2 separate regions of the Homo sapiens genome follow, and region 2 is linked to region 1. A link is a loop called in an ENCODE intact Hi-C map of the cell type or tissue named here. Cell type or tissue: PC-9. All regions are shown on one strand.

Evidence for each region. Hi-C counts contacts between places; a loop is a spot of excess contacts. Peaks named below come from ENCODE experiments on the same cell type or tissue, not always from the same donor. Only the 100,000 strongest peaks of a DNase experiment are listed, where the experiment ranks them.
Region 2: it touches region 1 in a loop (4-fold over the local background); 3 of 110 quality-filtered maps call a loop at or near these places.

What each region holds. Positions count from the first base shown.
Region 1 is chr6:100,226,828-100,231,827 of GRCh38, forward strand. No RefSeq gene overlaps it. Among named protein-coding and RNA genes, the nearest start is that of SIM1-AS1, 160 kb to the right of the region's middle. RefSeq lists a silencer at 2,341-2,430. In PC-9, no CTCF peak of the experiment used is centred here; DNase peaks (open chromatin) are centred at 2,274 and 4,274; H3K4me3 peaks cover 1,312 bases; H3K27ac peaks cover 1,005 bases.
Region 2 is chr6:100,294,785-100,299,784 of GRCh38, forward strand. No RefSeq gene overlaps it. Among named protein-coding and RNA genes, the nearest start is that of SIM1-AS1, 96 kb to the right of the region's middle. In PC-9, no CTCF peak of the experiment used is centred here; DNase peaks (open chromatin) are centred at 2,167 and 2,637; H3K4me3 peaks cover 1,084 bases; H3K27ac peaks cover 4,278 bases.

The DNA.
Region 1 (5,000 bases):
TACTTTCTATCTCTAAGAATTTGACTACTCTAGATATCTCATATAAGTAGAATCATACAATATTTGCCCTTTGGTGACTGGCTTATTATACCTGGCGTAAGGTCCTCAAGGTTCATCCATGTTGTAGCATGTGTCAGAATTTCCTTCCTTTTTAAGGCTGAATTCCTTCGTGTGAGTATATGACATTTTGTTTATTTACTCAACCAGCAATAGACAGATTGGGTTGCTTCCACTTTTGGCTATTGTGAATAATACTGCTAGGAACATCTGATCAAGCCCCTGCTTTCAATTTTTTTGGGTATATACCCAGAAGTGAAATTGCTGGATCGTGTGCTAATTCTACTTTTAAAATCTTGAGGATCTTCCACACTGTTTTCCACAGTAGCTGCACCATTTTACACTCCCACCAGCAGTGTAGAAGGTTCCCAATTTCTTTAAATCCTCTCCAACGCTTGTTACTTTTTTTTAAGTGACAACCATCCTAATGGGTATTTAATAAAGTTTTTTTATTAGAATCATTTTTCTTTCTTCTTGTAAGCCACATCACTCATGCATGCTTCAGCTAACCACGCAACCCTGCTTTTTCATCTTCATTAAACATCAGCCTTTCACAGGATAACACTTGAGCTGTCTATTGCAACCAAGTTATAATCCTGCCTACTGGAGCTTTCAAGAATGATACCACTTATGTTTGGGAATGATCCTCTGTGGATGAAAGTAGGCAAAACAACATACCCTTCATTTTCACACTGAAGAAGGTCAACAACAGGCTGTATAAGGTATGGATAAAGCCAAAGGACACTGTAATATTCTACAAAACAATTATCTGCAAACTGATGAGAAGTATCACATTAAATCTTCAGTATCAACTGTCATTAAATTTAACATGGAAATAGGTAAAATGAGACAGTTTAGAAATAAAATTGACTTTTTTTTAAAAAAAGAAACTATGGACTGGAAAGTGTATATACTTTAGATGATGTTCAGAGTGTAATAGATTCTAATGATCTATGTTTGTCAAGTCACTTAACGATTTTGTTTTTGTCCCAAGTGAAATAGTCACAAATCCCCAAATGAATTACTGAATGTGAACAAATTTCTTTTTTGCCTGTTATCATTCGCTTCCTCTTCTCAGTTCTTCCTGCACACCAGCATGTTACTAAATCAGGCACAGTGATAAGCAAGAAGCTTGCCCTCCATTGGTTTCTATCTTAAATAATTACAATCATTATCATCTAGAGCCATACAGCTGGTTCTTGTGGAGAAATGTTTATGATGCTATCTTCAAATTAATAACACTACAGAAGGAGAAGGGTAGAATAATGTCAGAGGCATTAATCAGTAACACTCCAATAAGTGGTTTATAGCATTATAGTCACCTGACTTGCATTTATGAGATGCGGGATATTCTTTTAACTGCTCTGTTTGAGGTTTTTGATGAACATAAGATTAATTAGAAGAGATTTTACTGCTGGTTCAAAGTATGTTGTTCCTCATCATGAATGTAATCATTGATGACTGAAATAACTCATTTTGTAGCAAAATCATATCATTTTGTAGCATGATATGATACACCATATCATATGGTGTAATGATTTAAAAAAGCATTATTTTATCATTACACCATATGCCACTGTAGTTGAGGCTTCGTCAGATTCCAAAGATACGTCATTTATCACAGAACTTCACCCTGAGGTAAACTGTGAGTTGAGATTCTATCAACAATAAACGTGATGACTTCATCGTTTCATTTAAAGAGAAGTAAGCTCTGTGACTGTATATTGCTAGCTTCCTGTACTTTATGCTTCTGTAGGCACAGAAAGTATTTTAAAACGTAGAATGGGGCTTTTCACACAAAGGAGTAACACAAAGGAATAGATCTGAAAGGACTGTCATCTGCGATCACTTCCTACCATCAGTTTTAAGTCAAATGGAAAAAGAGTTCTCATAAAAATGTCACTAGGTACTCTCAATGGCACTGAATTAGCTATTTGGGTACGGAAACGGATGTATTAAAGTATAAAAATTGAAACCCACCAAACGTGTATCAAGTAGGGGAAAATCTGCCTGCGCCCCTAGTGCCCAAAACACTTAACCCTGAAGTACCAGGTGTCCCCAACCGCGGGCAAACCCAATCTTGGTTCACTTTGGCGTCTCGGAACTGACAGGGCTCCGTCAGATCTTCCGTTTCCCTCCTGCGCGTCCGTGATATTGATTGACAGCCTCTCCCCTCCCACCCTCCCTGGCGGCCCAGCCAGGCAGGCTGTTTTGTCAGCTGCTCCGCCCAGGCCGGACGAGGCCGCAGCCTGCCAGCCGGCTCCGGCCTCCACACCGCGGGAGCACGCCCCGCCTCGGCCTCGCCGCCGCTCGGGCTGACACTCTGCCTCCGGGCCCGGGGAGACCTTTCCATCTGCAAATAACACTGGAGAATTCAGACTAATCGGTTCAGCTTCCCTGAGGCAAAGGGGAAAAAAAAATGTTTCTTCAAAGGAAAAGGATTAAGAGGGAAAGTGAGCAAAGGCTTGCCTGGTCTCCACTTAGGGAATCTGAAAGAGCACAATCAATTGAACAAATGCTTCACCTAATCATGGGGAAAGCAGGGTTGGAGAGGAGCTCTGTTTTGTGGGGTTTTGCTCTTGTAAGGTCACTTATGGAATCAGCTAATGGAAACAAGTTCTAAAGACTTAGACGGTGGAGAACATTTTCTTCACTCCACATTGTATTAGGTTGGTGCAAAAGTAATTGCTGTTTTTGCATTACTTTTTAAAAAATGGCAAAAACTGCAATTACTTTTGCACTAACCTGTCTTGTAATTTTTTGTTTTTCTCAAAAGGGTACTTTACTAGCCACAGTTCTTCATCCTGCACGCGCACACACACACACACACACACACACACACATCTATTGTTTATTCTGCTATTGAAGCAGTTACATAACAGGTTACCTGCAAAATGGGAGCTGGAAAAACATACATAGTTTTAATAAAGATCAAGCGACATTAGAGTCTATCATGGAAGAGCTCGATATATCCAAACTGGGAAACTATGAATCAAAATTTCATTAGAGAAATATTAGTGACTATTCTGACTTTTTTTTGTTTTTCCCTTTTTGATATTAGCCAGCTCTTCCTAAAAGTCTCTAGGCTGTTTCATCTGGAGTTCCCAAGCCCTCTTTCTCATTCATGATATCTACTTGGAAATTAGGTGTCTCAGTACAGCTGCTTGCTAATTGTAATTTAATTTGAATCTCACTTAAGAAAGCATTTTCTTTGGAGGGGGAGAAATCTTCAAGGAAAAAAATACTTTCAGGTCTTGATTTGTATAACTAACCCTTGCACTTGGTAGGTCATTAGATCTCACTAGTTTGTAATGCAATCAGAGTCAGCATTCTGCTCTTAAGGGCTACTCGGTAATTTGCTTGTTAATATATTAGCACACAGCATTGATCAAATGGCTAATCCAATCACACGCTTGTAATCGATCTCTTATTGATTACCTAGTCTGGTGATCACTTTTGTTGGGTTCAGTCAATAGTAAATGCCAAGTAGCCTTTCACACACCTAATTAGCTTATGAAATAAACCAAACATTTTGCTTGGCCCTGAAGGCAAAGATCAATGGAAAGCTTTGGGGCTGAATTCAGATGATTTTTTCATCAACTTTTCTTCCTCTCTTCTGCAGCCACTCAAGTTCACATTAACACTCTCCCTCTGGTTTGAAGACATCTGAAAAGCAGCTGCCATGGTGGAGACGCTGAAGCAGCTGTAAGCCATAAATCACAAGGGTGAGGGATTCTGGGTTGCACATTGGCATGTGGTCTGTCAGGCCAGAAAAATAGAGACATAAAAGAGCCAAAGGTCAGAGGTATGTAGAGTTTAGAAGCCTGAACTTGTGCTATATTTTATGCAAGGAAACCTTGGCATTGGTGGGTCTTTCCAAATACACTTTAACTTTACCGTGCTGACATGGTACTTGATTAGATCTTTACTTCTCTGAATGAGCTGACTGTAGCTTCCTGCTACTCATCTTGCTACTGTTAATTTGATCGTGTATCTTCTTGCCTTCATCCAGAGGACCAGTCCCTCCAAGGGTAATTGGGTTAAATAACAACTTTCCAGTTGCATCCAAGATTGTTAAAGTTTGAAATGAAAGCAGTATTGGAGATGGTTTGGCTGATGCTTATCACATGACTTTAAGGAAGAACCTACTCTTATGGACCCAACCCCATTCCTCACTTTCCCTATAGAATAGACCTCATCATAGAAACATTTGCCTAGGGCCTGAGTAATCACAGACCTGCCTGGTGATTCAAAGCAGGAAAGTGAGTAGGATAGCTTTCCTGGAAATTACTGACAGCTACACAGTTAATTTCCCGGAGCAATATATGGTAATGACTCTCAATGATGGGATGTTCCAAGTTCCAAAACACAACACCAGGCTGGTGGAGTGTAACCAAGTCTCTGTTGGCAAAGAAAAGTGTAGAACTGAAGCATGATCTAAAATCAATCCCAGAATTTTCCTGTCTGAATTGCCATTTTTAGAACAAAGAATTCACCAAATGACTTTCAATTTCTTTTTAAAGAAAAGCAAATTTCCGGAAACCATAGTTGGCTTATATGATTATGTCAAATTTTCCTGAGGATTTAAAACAATAGCTTTATGGTCAAAAATATAAGCAATCCATCAATCAATCAAACAAGTAAATCCACATACTTGGCAGGGCAGACGAAGCATTATTTGTCAGGGCAAATGAACACAAGTAACCTTTCCTTAGGACTTATCTAGACAATTTCACCAAATTTCATCTTGCTTTGAAGATAAGATCTATTAATACAATAAAAAGCAAAGTGATTATTTAAGTTTAGCTGTTTATCAATTTTTTAAAAAAAAAAATTCCTTTTTCAAAACCAGCTTTATAGAGTAGTTTATTTTGGTTATTTAGCATTTTTGGTGGTCTTCATGTTAAACACACACACACACACAAACTGTACATACCATTGTA
Region 2 (5,000 bases), 68 kb after region 1:
GGATGTGACAATGTGTGCTTTGGGTCATTGGAGTCACAGTTGTCTTCCATTGAGGTGCCCTCTGAGTCTCCTCCAGCTTCTCATCCTCATGTCTCAGGTAGTTAGCCCTAGGAAGTGGACCCCAGAAAGGGAGAGGAGAGTGGGAAGTTGATTTCTAGATTACTTTCAATGTTCATTAAGTACCTCTTCTTCCTGAGAACGATTCTCTTCCAGTAAAACTCCAGACTTACAGCCGTTCAAAAGACTTTGAACCTTTTTTTTAATTAATTAATTAATTTATTACTATTATACTTCAAGTTTTAGGGTACTTGTGCACAATGTGCAGGTTAGTTACATATGTATACATGTGCCATGCTGGTGCACTGCACCCACTAACTCGTCATCTAGCATTAGGAATATCTCCCAATGCTATCCCTCCCCACTTCCCTGCAACCCACAACAGTCCCCAGAGTGTGATGTTCCCCTTCCTGTGTCCATGTGTTCTCATTGTTCAATTCCCATCTATGAGTGAGAATATGCGGTTTTGGTTTTTTGTTCTTGCGATAGTTTACTGAGAATGATGATTTCCAATTTCATCCATGTCCCTACAAAGGACATGAACTGATCATTTTTTATGGCTGCATAGTATTCCATGGTGTATATGTGCCACATTTTCTTAATCCAGTCTATCATTGTTGGACATTTGGGTTGGTTCCAAGTCTTTGCTATTGTGAATAATGCCGCAATAAACATACGTGTGCATGTGTCTTTATAACAGCATGATTTATACTCCTTTGGGTATATACCCAGTAATGGGATGGCTGGGTCAAATGGTATTTCTAGTTCTAGATCCCTGAGGAATCGCCACACTGACTTTGAACCTTTAAAACAGAACAGAAGCAGGAGTAGGGAAGATTTTCCCCATCTTTCCAGGATCACCAACATACAGAAGTAATAAAAAAAATGTATATAGCTTTTTCTTAGAGAAACATAAAACATTCAGCTCATGTGCTGTTTAAATTAAGAACAAGGAAATGAAAGATTTATTCAACAAGTAAAATAAATATTTTTAAAAGAATTATCAGGCACATTTTATGTCCAGTTTGGGGCAAAGAGTGAGAAGAAGAGTAGGAATGATAGTGAAGTAGAGTGAGGAAGAAGCTGTGTAAAGAGAAATGTGAAGTATAGATGCAGTAAGAAGGAAAAGGGAAAATGAGAGAGAAAAAAGGCAAAATAGTCACTAGGGGAGAGAGAGGGTAGAAGGTTTCCATAGATTGTGAAGTATAAATCACAAGCTTCAGCACACTAGGACCATAGATTCCAGGATGTTATTATTATCTATTTAATAATTCATTCGCTGGACACCCACCACATACCTCTTCTGACTTGGGGCCTCTTCTGACTTGGGGAATATGGTATAAAACAAAACAAAGCACCTCTTTTTTTTTTTTAACTTATAGGTGATAAACAAGAAAATATGTGTTAGACATATTCTATTAAGATAAAAACAAAGCAAGGGAATATTTAGTGACTGAAAACACTGTTTTAGATTATGTGGTCAGTATGGTCTGTGAGGAGATGAAATTTAAGCTGAGATGTAAATAGAGGGAAGAATCTGACTTTGTGACAATATGACAATCACTCCAGGCCAAAAAAACAGGTACAAAGTCCTCAAAGCAAGAAGGGGTTTACCAAGTTAGAGGAAAAGACCAAAGGTGAGTGCGGCTGAGGTATGAGGAAAAAAGAGGCATAATACAATGTAAAAGAGTGATTTTTAGGGCAGTGAAACTACTCTGCATGATACTACGATATTGGATACATGTTATCATAAATTTGTCCAAACCCACAGAATTTACAACACAAAAGTGAACCCTAATGTAAACTGTGGCTCTGGGTGATAATAATGCATTAGTGCAGGTTCATCATTCTGGTGAAGGATGTTGATAATGAGAAGGGTATGCATGTGTAGAGGCAGGGGCTATATAGGAAATCTCTGTATCTTACACTCAATGTTGCTGTGAGCCTAAAACTACTCTAAAAAATAGAATCTATTAATAGTAAATAAAGTCAGAGTGGTAGGCAAGAGCTAGATTATGAAACACTGTAAGGAGACTGCTAGTAGGCTATTGTAATAATCCAAGCTGGAGGTGATAGTGACTCAGACTGGTGTAATGGCTGTCAGAATAATGTGCTTTGGCAAAGAGTCAGTTAATTTACTAATGGGCTGCATGTTACAAATAAGAGAGAGAGAAGAATCAGAGTTGTTTAATGAAATTTGAGATTGAGGAGTAGGTGGCCGATGATGCCATGTACTGAGCTGAAGAAACACAGGGGATGTGGAGGTTTTCTGTTATTGGTTTCAGTTGCATGTAGTGTTGTGGGGCTGGAGAATCAGAAGATCTCTTTGGACATGTGAAGTCTATGGAGCCTATTAGACATCCAGGTGGTGTTGAGTAGGAAGCTGGATATACAGCTCTAGAGCTCTTACTAAAATTCTTAATTTTCGCAATTTCTTTCTCTACAGATTTTCTATACTCAGATACTTTAACATGAGGAAAGTAAACAGGAATAATGGTGAGAATGAATCTCTGCACTGTCACATCATTAATCAAAACAATACTAGCGGCAAGATCTAGATAAAATCAAACTCAGGATCAAAGCAAACACTGAGTCATGAGGTCCATTGTTTCAGCAGAAAGGAAGTACATTCTCTACATGGAAACTTGAGAGGTTAATACCCTAGAAATCTGTAAATACCAAACTGGTCAAGTAAAAGAAAATAGGAAAAGAGATTACCTTAATTTGGATAAATTAACTTGGTGGGAAATACTCTTATCAGAGATGAATGTTTTCTGCAAGGCTTAAGGATTTGGAACACTAATTAAAAGTTACAAAATATGTAGATTTCAAACATATTTGTTATTTTGCTTATGTTGATGTATAAAGCTGATGTCAGTTTCTAGTTAACTATTTTATTAATATAAAATATTATTCATAAGATATCTCACATCAATAGGACCTGATCTCTAAAAGGTCAATTGTGTGTGTGATTTATAGGCATAGCCTGAGCCCAGTGCTCAATGTCTAAGTTAAGATAGAATATTATTTGATTAGTCATATTGTTTTAGCAGTTGAAATAAAATATAAGGAAATATTAACATGACAATAGCAAGCCAAATAGATCTATTTTTATATCTATAGATGAAACACTGCTCCGTAAGATTATATTTGAAATAATTTGTCAATACTTATTAAAAAATTTCAAAGAATACCCCATGCCCCAACACTCCCTCTTCATCAAGAAGCTTCACAATTAGGAGGAATGGAATGTCTGGCAAACTTAATGCATTGTATTAAAGTCTATAAAAAACAAAAAAAAGGGACCGGGCATGGTGGCTCACGCTTGTAATCCCAGCACTTTGGGAGGCCAAGGCGGGCGGATCACGAGGTCAAGAGTTCGAAACCAGCTTGGCCAACACAGTGAAACACCGTCTCTACTAAAAATACAAAAATTAGCTGGGTGTGGTGGCGTGCACCTGTAATCCCAGCAACCTGGGAGACTGAGGCAGGAGAATCGCTTGAACCTGACAGGCAGAAGTTGCAGTGAGCCAAGATCCAAGATTGCATCACTGCGCTCCAGCCTGGGCAACAGAGCTAGACTCTGTCTCAAAACAAACAAACAAACAAAAACAAAAACAAACAAAAAACAAAAACGGGGCCGGGATTGGTGGCTCAGGCCTGTAATCCCAGTACTTTGGGAGGCCGAGGCTGGCGGATCACCTGAGGTTGGGAGCTTGGGACCAGACTGACCAACATGGAGAAACCCTGTCTCTACTAAAAATACAAAATTAGCCAAGTGTGGTGGTGCATGCCTGTAATCCCAGGTACTCAGGAGGCTAAGGCAGGAGAATTGCTTGAACCCAGGAGGCAGAGGTGGTGAGCGGCGATCGTACCATTGCACTCCAGCCTGGGCAACAACAGTGAAACTCCATCTCCAAAAAAAAAAAAAGCAGGCAATTTTTGGCCACCTACATGCATATAGTCAAAAATAATTACCTTAAATGCAGGGAGAAATTTGTTTCAAAGTATTTAAAATATGCTTAATTTTAAGAATTGAGATTAAAAATATGAATTCAAAATGAATTTTGTTGCCTTTAAATAAGCATTATACACTCATATGACTTTCTCACAAGTACAGAAATTGTGTGTGCGTGTGTGTGTGTGTGTTCATAATCCCTTGGAAATTTCTTTCATGTAAGAAACACATACACACACACAGTATTTCCAGAATTCCAGATTTTAAAAATGCAGTATTTCAGATTAAAACCCAGTCTTGAATCTTACGTGTGCATATTCTGGCAAATTTCCTGTATGTATTTTGTATGTACATATGTTTTTGAACATCTGTAATATATAAGACAGAAATGAATGAGGCTGGAAGCTGGTGTGCTGATAGGGAGAGTGTGCCTCTCACAGAGCCTTAGGCTGTACTTATTTCTCTTCTACAATGTTTTCACTTTCCTTTCCACATTAGGCCATATCGGTTAGGGTGTTAGCACTAACCTGCAACAATATATCTCATAGATAACAATACACCCAATCTTTGGACTCTTGGCTTCTCCAAGAAATAGATTATATTGGTATATTTTCCCAATGACTAAAGAAAATAAGGATTTATCTAGATACAGTTCATCACTGTTCAAACCCCTTGTATGAGAACTTTCTAGGTAGTCTTTAGGTTCTTTTCCAAGTATCTGTGACACCAACTACTTTTGAAGAGTGCTAAAATGTTACTTTGCTATTGTTTTACCTGGCAAAAAAATAAAGTTAAAAAATCATATTTGCCATTAATTTATCTTTACTTAACACTAGAAAATGAGCCAAAATGTAATTCATAATGAGAATTTCAGCTAAAGCAGAATGATGGTACTTAGCATAAGACTAAGGTGACAAAAATTTGGTATCATTTTCCTTATACAAGTAATTACTTGTTTCAATCATTGATTTATACAAGTAACTTA